Regions from separate parts of the Homo sapiens genome. Here region 2 is linked to region 1. A link is an interaction called in ENCODE POLR2A ChIA-PET data of the cell type or tissue named here. Cell type or tissue: endothelial cell of umbilical vein. All regions are shown on one strand. Each heading gives the region's core, and the rest is flanking DNA. Links, peaks and the distances in the headings are about the cores only. Region 1 overlaps ITCH (itchy E3 ubiquitin protein ligase). Region 2 overlaps PIGU (phosphatidylinositol glycan anchor biosynthesis class U).

Region 1 (4,398 bases), core at 68-4,067:
AAACTAGTAAGACAAAATGAAAAGCTGACGGAGCCATACGTAAATATGGAAATACTCTGGAAGCATGGAGGTGGAAATAATTTAACTTCTTAGGATTAAAGAAGCCTTTAATCAAAGAGAAGGGGGATGTTTATCTCTCAGGAAATATAATTTTAATGGGTATAAAAGAAAAAAGGATCATTCTCAGTAGAGGGAGCAGCATGTTTAGAGGAATGAAAGTACATGGCCCATGTGAGGAACAGCAAATAACTAAGGGTGGCTAGAATATAGAACTTTGGTAAGATTTGTTTTAGTAGGAGGCTGGAAGGGTAAGTTATAGCTGCATACTAAGCAAGGTAAAATGCCCCATAAGAGTTTAAACTTCATTTTTCAGGCAATAAAGAATCATTTAAGTAATGACATTAATGACATGATCACATCTATTCTAGGAAAATAATTCTGGTGGCTGTGAGGGGTTGGATTGGAGAAGTGAGAGTAAAAACAGTTGTTTAGAGGCCTCTCATAGTAGCCCAGGTGTCAGATGAGACTGACATTTTTCTGGTCCTTTTTCTTCCGGTTTATAATGTATAGTTTTTTATTTTTTTGTTTAATTTACTGTGGGACTTTAGTTTTCAGAAAGTAGTACATTGATTTATTTTATATTTGTAATATTATGACTATAACACAAGGTTTTGTTCAATCTAGACTTTGAGATTTGAATACTGAAATAATTTCTCCTGTCCAGGTTTTGCAGTGTGACCCTTGGGCAAATTTTTAAATTTCACAGAGCTTCTGTCTTTTTTTTTTTTTTTTTTTTTGAGATGGAGTTTCACCCTTGTCACCCAGGCTGGAGTGCAATGGCATGATCTCAGCTCACTACAACCTCTGCCTCCCGGGTTGCAGTGATTCTCCTGCCTCAGCCTCCTGAGTAGCTGGGATTACAGGCGCCTGCCACCATGTCTGGCTAATTTTTGTATTTTTAGTAGAGACAGGGTTTCACCATGTTTGTCAAGCTGGCTCCTGACCCCCGTTGATCCTTTTGACTGAGACTTCCAAAGTGCTGGGATTACAGGTGTGAGCCACCACGTTCGGCCGCTTCTCTTTTTATGTGTAAAAATTAGGACAGTAATACCTGTTTCGCAGAATAGGTATTGATATTGAAATGACATTTACGTGCAGGCACATGGTAAATACTAAAATTGGTGCTCCTCCACCCCCATGTAAAGTTTGTTAGGCCAGGCCTGGTGGCTCATGCCTGTAATTCCACCACTTTGGTAGGCCTAGGTAAGTGGATCTCTTGAGCCCAGGAGTACAAGACCAACTTGGGCAACATGTCAAAAGCTTGTCTCTACCAGAAAAAAAATACAAAAATTTCCTGGATGTGGTGGCACGCACCTGTAGTCCCAGCCACTTGGGAGGCTGAGATGGGAGGATGGCTTGAGCCCAGGAGGTAGAGGTGGTTGCAGTGACCTGAGATTGTGCCACTATTCTCCAGCCTGGGTGACAGAACCAGACCCTGTCTCAAAAAAAAAAAAAAAAAAAAAAAGGTTTCAGTGGGGTTTGGTAGGATTATGTAGCAAAATTGCTTTCACAAATTTGAATCCAGCTGGGCACAGTGGCTCACGCCTGTAATTCCAACACTTTGAGGGGCCGAGGCAAGTGGATCACCTGAGGTCAGGAGTTTGACACCAGCCTGACCAACATGGTGAAACCCCGTTTCTACTAAAAATACAAACATTAGCTGGGTGTGGCGGCGCGTGCCTATAACCCCAGCTGCTTGGGAGGCTGAGGCAGGAGAATCGCTTGAACCCGGCAGGCGGAGGTTGCAATGAGCTAAGATTGTGCCATTGCACTCTAGCCTGGGCAACAAGAGCGAAACTCCTATCTCAAAAAAAAAAAAAAGTTTGAATCCTAGAAAGCCCCAACAGGGGCAGATCATTTCCTTCCTGTCAGCCTTGCGTTGCTCTTTGTTCTAGGTTTAATCAGTTTCAGAGTGCCACAAGAGGCCCTGAAATATAATGAGTGTATGTATAATTGTTTGGGCTATTTCACCTTTTCTTAGACCAGAAATGTATTAAAAGTAGAAATTTTATGTTTTTCTGTGTAATCCTGTGATTAAATTTGGCTCTATATTAAGCACTAGAGCTTTGATTTAATAGTACTTTTTTTTTATTTTTTATTTTTTAATAGAGATGAGGTCTCACTGTGTTGTCCAGGCTGGTCTTAAACTCCTGGGCTCAAGTGATCCTCCCGCCTGGGTCTCCCAAAGTGCTGGTATTACGTGCCCGGCCTATTACATTTTAATCAGAGATAGCTCTGGTCCCCACTTGAATATTTTTTATTCTGAAAAAGACTTTCTATTTCATGTTTCCACTTAGATGTCTCAGCATCTGGCATCTGAAACAATTTTTTTTTTTTTTTAAAAGACAGTTTTGCTCTGTTGCCCAGGCTGGATTGCAGTGGTGCAATCACAGCTCACTGCAGCCTTGACCTCCCAGGCTTAAGCGATCCTCCTGCCTCAGCCTCCCCCCAGCAGCTGGGACTACAGGTGCACGCCATCATGCCTGGCTAATTTTTAAAATTATCTTTTGTAGAGACGGGGGTCTCACTATGTTGACCAGGCTTTGTTCAAACTCCTGGGCCTCAAGTGATCTTCCTGCCTCAGCCTCCCAAAGTGCTGGGATTACAAGTGTGAACCACCATGCTTGATCTTGTCTATTTGTCTAGCCTTCTCTTGCAACTCTTCTTTTTCTTCAGTCAGTCATTCTGTGGCTAGCTTGAATGCCAGCAAAAAGGCACATAAGCCTAAAAGGATGGAAGTATTTGATATATGTAAAGTCAGAGTTTCAGGGCCACCACCTGGGACTATGCCTGCTTAGATATCCAGACTTTGGACTATATATTAAGCTGCTGCTTCTTTTTTTTTTTTTTTTCGAGATGGAGTCTTGCTCTGTCACCCAGGCTGGAGTGCAGTGGCGCAATCGCGGCTCACTGCAATCTCCGCCTCCCAGGTTCACACCATTCTCCTGCCTCAGCCTCCCGAGTAGCTGGGACTACAGGCGCTCGCCACCACGCCCGGCTAATTTTTTGTATTTTTAGTAGAGACAGGGTTTCACCATGTTAGCCAGGATGGTCTCGATCTCCTGACCTCGTGATCCGCCCGTCTCAGTCTCCCAAAGTGCTGGGATTACAGGCGTGAGCCACCGCACCCGGCTATATTAAGCTTCTTAAGTAGTTACTATATAAACTCCTCTGACAACTCCAAGGGTTCCTTAACTTTGATGAGCATTAGCATTCTCTGAACTTTGCTGCTACAGTAGATAACCTGGGTGGTGGAGTAGATAACCTGGGTGGTGGGTACTTCCTTGGTTGTAGTTACCTCATCTATGAGGGAGCAATGACTTGCCACCTATGGAAATCATGGGGTGCTTTGCTAGATTTCTACTTGTTATACCCTGTAAGGGGCCTGGACAAAGCTATTTTATGGCAAAGGTAACTAAAAGGTGAAGGCTAAGGAGTTTGTATCTCAAGATGCACAACATAGGAAGCTCTTCCTTAGATAATATGAGATGTTAAAAAAAAAATCTTAGTTTGTAGTTCTTATTCTTCCATTGGCTTTCCAACACACAGAATAAAATCTAAATTATCATTATTATTATTATTTTTGATACGTAGGCTCACTCTGTCGCCCAGGCTGGAGTGCAGTGGCATAATCTCGGCTCACTGCAACCTCCACCTCCCGGGTTCAAGCAATTCTCCTGCCTCAGCCTCCTGAGTAGCTGGGATTACAGGCGCCTGCCACCACACCTGGCTAAGTTTTGAAATTTTTTAGTAGAGACGAGGTTTCGCCATGTTGGCCAGGCTGGTCTTAAACTCATGACCTCAGGTGATCCACCCGCCTCAGTCTCCCAAAGTGCTGGGATTACAGATGTGAGCCGCTGCGCCCAGCTGCAGATTCTTTATCTTGGTTTATAAAGCTCCCATACAAAGCTTATCTCCCTTCATTTACCATTCCTTCCTGTGCTTGCTATACTTTCCCTCAGATATGCCATACTCATTTGCCTCTCTCTGGAATGCTGTCTTATTCCCACCTCCAGTCTTCCCATGGCTGGCTCCTTGTCATTTGGATGGTTGCTTAAAAGTCTTCTCAAAGGCCTTCCTTACTACCAAGTCATTTTCTGTCACATCAGCCTGTTTTTCATCATAAATACTTTAATTAGAATATAATCTCCTTGAAAGCCAGATCCTTTTCTTTACTGTTAATTGCTTTAGGGACAGAGTTTAGAGCAGTATCTGACACATGGTAGGCATTCAGATGTTTGTTGACCATGTTTGTCAATGCATACATTTTGTTTTGAGATATGGTCTCGCTGTGCTGCCCAGGCAGGTCTTAAACACCTAGGCTCAAGCAGTCCTCCT
Region 2 (4,398 bases), core at 214-4,213, 190 kb after region 1:
CTCCATATCCATGGGTTCCACATCTATGGATTCAATCAACTAAGGATAGGAAATATTCCAAAAAAAATTGTGTCTGTACTGAACATGTAGAGATGTTTTTCTTTCATTATTCCCTGAACAATACAGTATAAGAACTATTTACATTGTATGAAGTATTACAAGTAATCTGGAGATGACTTAAAGCATAGGAGAGGATATGCCTAGGTTATATGCAAATACTATGCCATTTTGTATTAGGGACTTGTACATCCTGAGATTTTGGTACCTGCAGGAGGTCCTGGAACCAATCCACCACAAATACCGAGGGAAGACTGTAATTACCTAGGGTGAGAGGGGAGGGACTAGAAGAACAGGATAGCAGGAATGATGACAGAGTAATACTGCTCTTTTTGTACAGCTGACTCTTAGAACCACAGTAATATTTTACATTCCCTTCACTTACCCCCTCCTCAAATAAACAATTAAAATCAACCAATATGTGGGGAGAATCCAAAATGAATATAAACCCTAACAAATGAAACTAACTATATTACAAATTAAAAACACAACCACACTGAAGGGTTACATGGCGCAAGAAAAGAACTAATCTAAGTAATTATGAAAAACAGGCCAGGCACAGTGGCTCATGCCTTAATCCCAGCACTTTGGGAGGCCAAGGTGGGTGGATCACTTGAAGTCAGGAGTTCAATACCAGCCTGGCCAACTAAAAATACAAAAATTAGCTGGGCGTGGTAGTGCTCGCCTGTAATCCAAGCTACTTGGCAGGCTGAGGCAAGAGGACTGCTTGAGCCCAGTCGGGCGATGGAGCGAGACCCTGTCTCAAAAACAAAACAAAACAAAAAAAGTTACAGTGGAGAAACCTGGCAGACACTAACGTCACCAAGTGATCAAGGTAAACATTAGCATTGAGAAGATATGGCAATATCATGAACCCCTCGGTACAGTGCACTGAGGACACAATATGCATTTTTGCCAAAAACATGTAAATTCAGTCCAGTCATGAGAAAACTATGACAATCTAAACTGAGGTACATTTCACAAAAATAACTTCACAAGTCATGAATGACAAGAGAAGACTGAAGAACTGTCTCAGACTAGGACAGACTAAGGAGATAAAACCACCAAATGCAATGTGGGACCTAAATATGATCCTGAAACAAACAAAAATAGCCTCAGTAGAAAATGCAAAATTCTAATAAGGTCTGTCGTTTAGTTAATAATGCTGCATAAATATCAATTTATTTGTTCTTGATAACTGTATATGGTTATATAAAATGTTAACATTAGCGGAAGTGGAGTGAGGGATACAAGAAACTCTGTACTATTTTTGCAACTTTTCCGTAGGTCTAAAATTAATTCAAAATAAAAAACTTTTAAAAATGGAGATAAAACCATCTGTTACATGGTTGGTTAAAAAAATAAACAAGCAATTTAAAAAATTAGAGCGTTCTACAAGGCCAGTATAAAAAAAAATCAGCCCTTTGCCTTGCCTCTAATCTTCATTAAATCAAGCTTGTTATTGTGATGTTCAAATCGTTTACATAGTTATTAAATATTTTGGCTGTTTAATCTTACTTTGAGAGATTTGTTAAAACTAATTACGATGGCTGATTTATCAATTTCTTCTAGCTGTGTCAATTGTTATTTTCTAAATTTTAAAGATATCTTATTAGTCAAATACAAGTTTGAATTCTCAAAAACAAAGCAAAATAAACAAAAGACAAGCAGAACTTCACGAAGATATACCACTAGAATTGCCAACATTAAAAAGATCGATACCATCAAATGTTAGTGAAGATGTGTGGCAACTAGACTGTCATATTTGGTTGGGGGGGTTGTAAAATGGTGCAAAAACTTTGAAAAACTGTCTAGTGGATTCTAGCAAAGCTAAACGTACACTTGCCCAATGTCCCAAAAATTCTGCTAGGTACTGCTCAAGAGAAACAAAAATGTTAAGTCCACAAAAAAACTTGTACCAGAATGTTCATAGTAGTCTATTTGTAACAGACAAAAACTGGAAATGGGCCCAAGTTTCTACCAATAGGAGAATGGGTAAACAAAACGCTGCACACACAAAAAACACCCAGCAATAAAAAAGAATACATGCAATAACATGGATAAATCTCAAAAACAAGCTGGTTGAAGGAAGCCTTATACAAAATAATCCTATTATTTCATTCCATTTATATGATGTTTTAGAATAGGCCAAACTAATCTATGGTTAAAACAATATTCAGAACAGTTGTGTCTGAGGAAATAGGAGTGGGAATTGATGGGGAAAGGACCCGAAGATACTTTCTGTATTTTGAGAGGAGTTTGGGTTACACAGGTATTTGTATTAAGATTCATGCACTTCATGGTATGTAAATTCTACCTAAAATGAAAAAGAGTGTAAATAAATAATGAACTCCAGTTGATGCTTATGCTGAATTATTTACAAGGATATGTATGACATCTGCAATTTACTTCAAAATGTATGAAAAATAAGACTGACTGATGGATAGATGGATATGTGATAAAGCAAGTATGGTAAAATATTAATGGAGGAATGTAGGTTATAGGTATATGAGTGTTCGTATTTGTTTTTTCTTTGAAATTTTTCATTACAGAATGTTGGGAAAATGTAAGATTTAATACACTGTTTAGCAAGCCATACATATGTGGTAACACTTTCAAGAAAAGCCAAAGAATGATTAACAAAAAATTCACGGTAGGCCGGGCATGGTGGCTCATGCCTGTAATCCCAGCAATATGGGAGGCTGAGGTGGTGGATCACCTGAGCCCAGGAGCTCGAGACCAGCCTGGGCAACATGATGAAACCCCATCACTATATATTTTTAAAAATATATAAATAATAACAAATTCAGGGTAGTCATAACCTCTGAGGTAGAGGGAAGGAGTGCAGTGTAGAAGGAGGACGTACAGGGCTTCTAAAGGACTAGAAATGTTACATTACTTAAGCAGGGTAGTGGAACACAGTGTTGCTTTATTATGTTTTAAACTATGCAAATATTATAAAGCACAAGGGCATTCAAGACAGATGGGACATCATGGGTATGGGACCTGAGGTGGGATGGAACTTGCCACACTGGAGGAACAGAGAAGGTCTGTGTGGTTTGAGATTTAGGAGTGAGGGGTAAGTGGTATAAGATAAGCATAGAGAGGTAGAGAACAGCCAAGTCAAGGAGGAGCTAAGCCATTTTGGTAATATACATCTCATAGGCTCTTTAACAGTTGAGAAAAATGTTTCAGGTGGTGAGTGTTAGCACCTCTTTTACAATCTTGTGACAAAGAAAGCAAGTTCCAGACCAAATTCTAGCACACCTAAAGACATCTATTAAACAGATATTCCTTAGTGAGCCAGGCCCAAAGCAGTTCACACAAACTATTCTAGAAGCTCCATGCTGTCCCAGCTCTTTCTGCCTCTAGTTATTCCAACCACCACTTATGAAAAAGGTTCACTCATAATAGAACTGACAATATCCCAGAGGCAGGGTTCTGTTGCCCTTGGAGTCACATCAGGCAACCAGAAATCCTAACCAAAGGCCAAAGGATCATTAAGGAATTACGCCTCAGGCGCCATCTCCAAGGGAAGAAGTTACAGGCCCTGCTAGATTCATATTCCTTCTTCATGCAAGCATAGGAATATTTCAGGGTCTCGCTTTGTTGCCCAGGCTGGTGCAGTGACAGGATCATAGTTCACTGCATTATTTGGGCCCTAACTCCTGGGCCCAAATAATCCTCCTACCTCAGACTCCCGAGTAGCTGGAACTACAGGCACATGCTACCATGCCTGGCTAATTTTTTCATTTTTTGCAGAGATAGGGTCTTGCTCTGTAGCTCATAAGCCACCACATCTGGCCCAATTCTGCTTTTGAATACTTCAATTTCACTAATGAGCGCCTACTTCTAATACTCATTTTGTTAATCAGTAAGACACTAATCTCACCAGTAAAAATTGGCCAGGTGCAGTGGGCCATGCCTGTAATCCCAGCACTTTGGGAGGCCAAGGTGAGTAGATCACTTGAATCCAGGAGCTTGAGACCAGCCTGGGCAACATGGCAAAACCCTGTCTCTACAAAAAATACAAAAATTAGCAAGGCATGGTGGCACGCGCCTGTAGTCCCAGCTACTCGGGAGGCTGAGACAGGAGGATTGCTTAAGCCTAGGAAGCAGAGGTTGCAGTGAGCTAAGATCGTGCCATTACGCTCCAGCCTGGGCAACAGAGACCCCCGTCTCAAAAAAACAAAAAAATCCAAGCTGTTTCTGACAGTCACTATGCTAACTAGTAAAGGTGTTGATCAAACTATAGAGAGTGCTGCACTGATGGCAGCCCCTGGAGAGTGCACCCTTGAAGATGTAAAGCTAGGTGACATCATGGAATGTGGATGCTTCATT

Evidence for each region. Peaks named below come from ENCODE experiments on the same cell type or tissue, not always from the same donor. Only the 100,000 strongest peaks of a DNase experiment are listed, where the experiment ranks them.
Region 2: POLR2A ChIA-PET joins it to region 1 with 7 read pairs; 2 of 35 experiments call an interaction of 5 or more read pairs at or near these places.

Annotation. Positions count from the first base shown.
Region 1 is chr20:34,403,640-34,408,037 of GRCh38, forward strand. All of the region lies in intron 3 of ITCH (itchy E3 ubiquitin protein ligase), which reads left to right. Among named protein-coding and RNA genes, the nearest start is that of ITCH, 43 kb to the left of the region's middle. In endothelial cell of umbilical vein, for the core only: no CTCF peak of the experiment used is centred there; a DNase peak (open chromatin) is centred at 1,942; H3K27ac peaks cover 517 bases.
Region 2 is chr20:34,595,211-34,599,608 of GRCh38, forward strand. The region is part of intron 7 of PIGU (phosphatidylinositol glycan anchor biosynthesis class U); the gene reads right to left. Among named protein-coding and RNA genes, the nearest start is that of MAP1LC3A, 39 kb to the left of the region's middle. In endothelial cell of umbilical vein, for the core only: no CTCF peak of the experiment used is centred there; no DNase peak of the experiment used is centred there.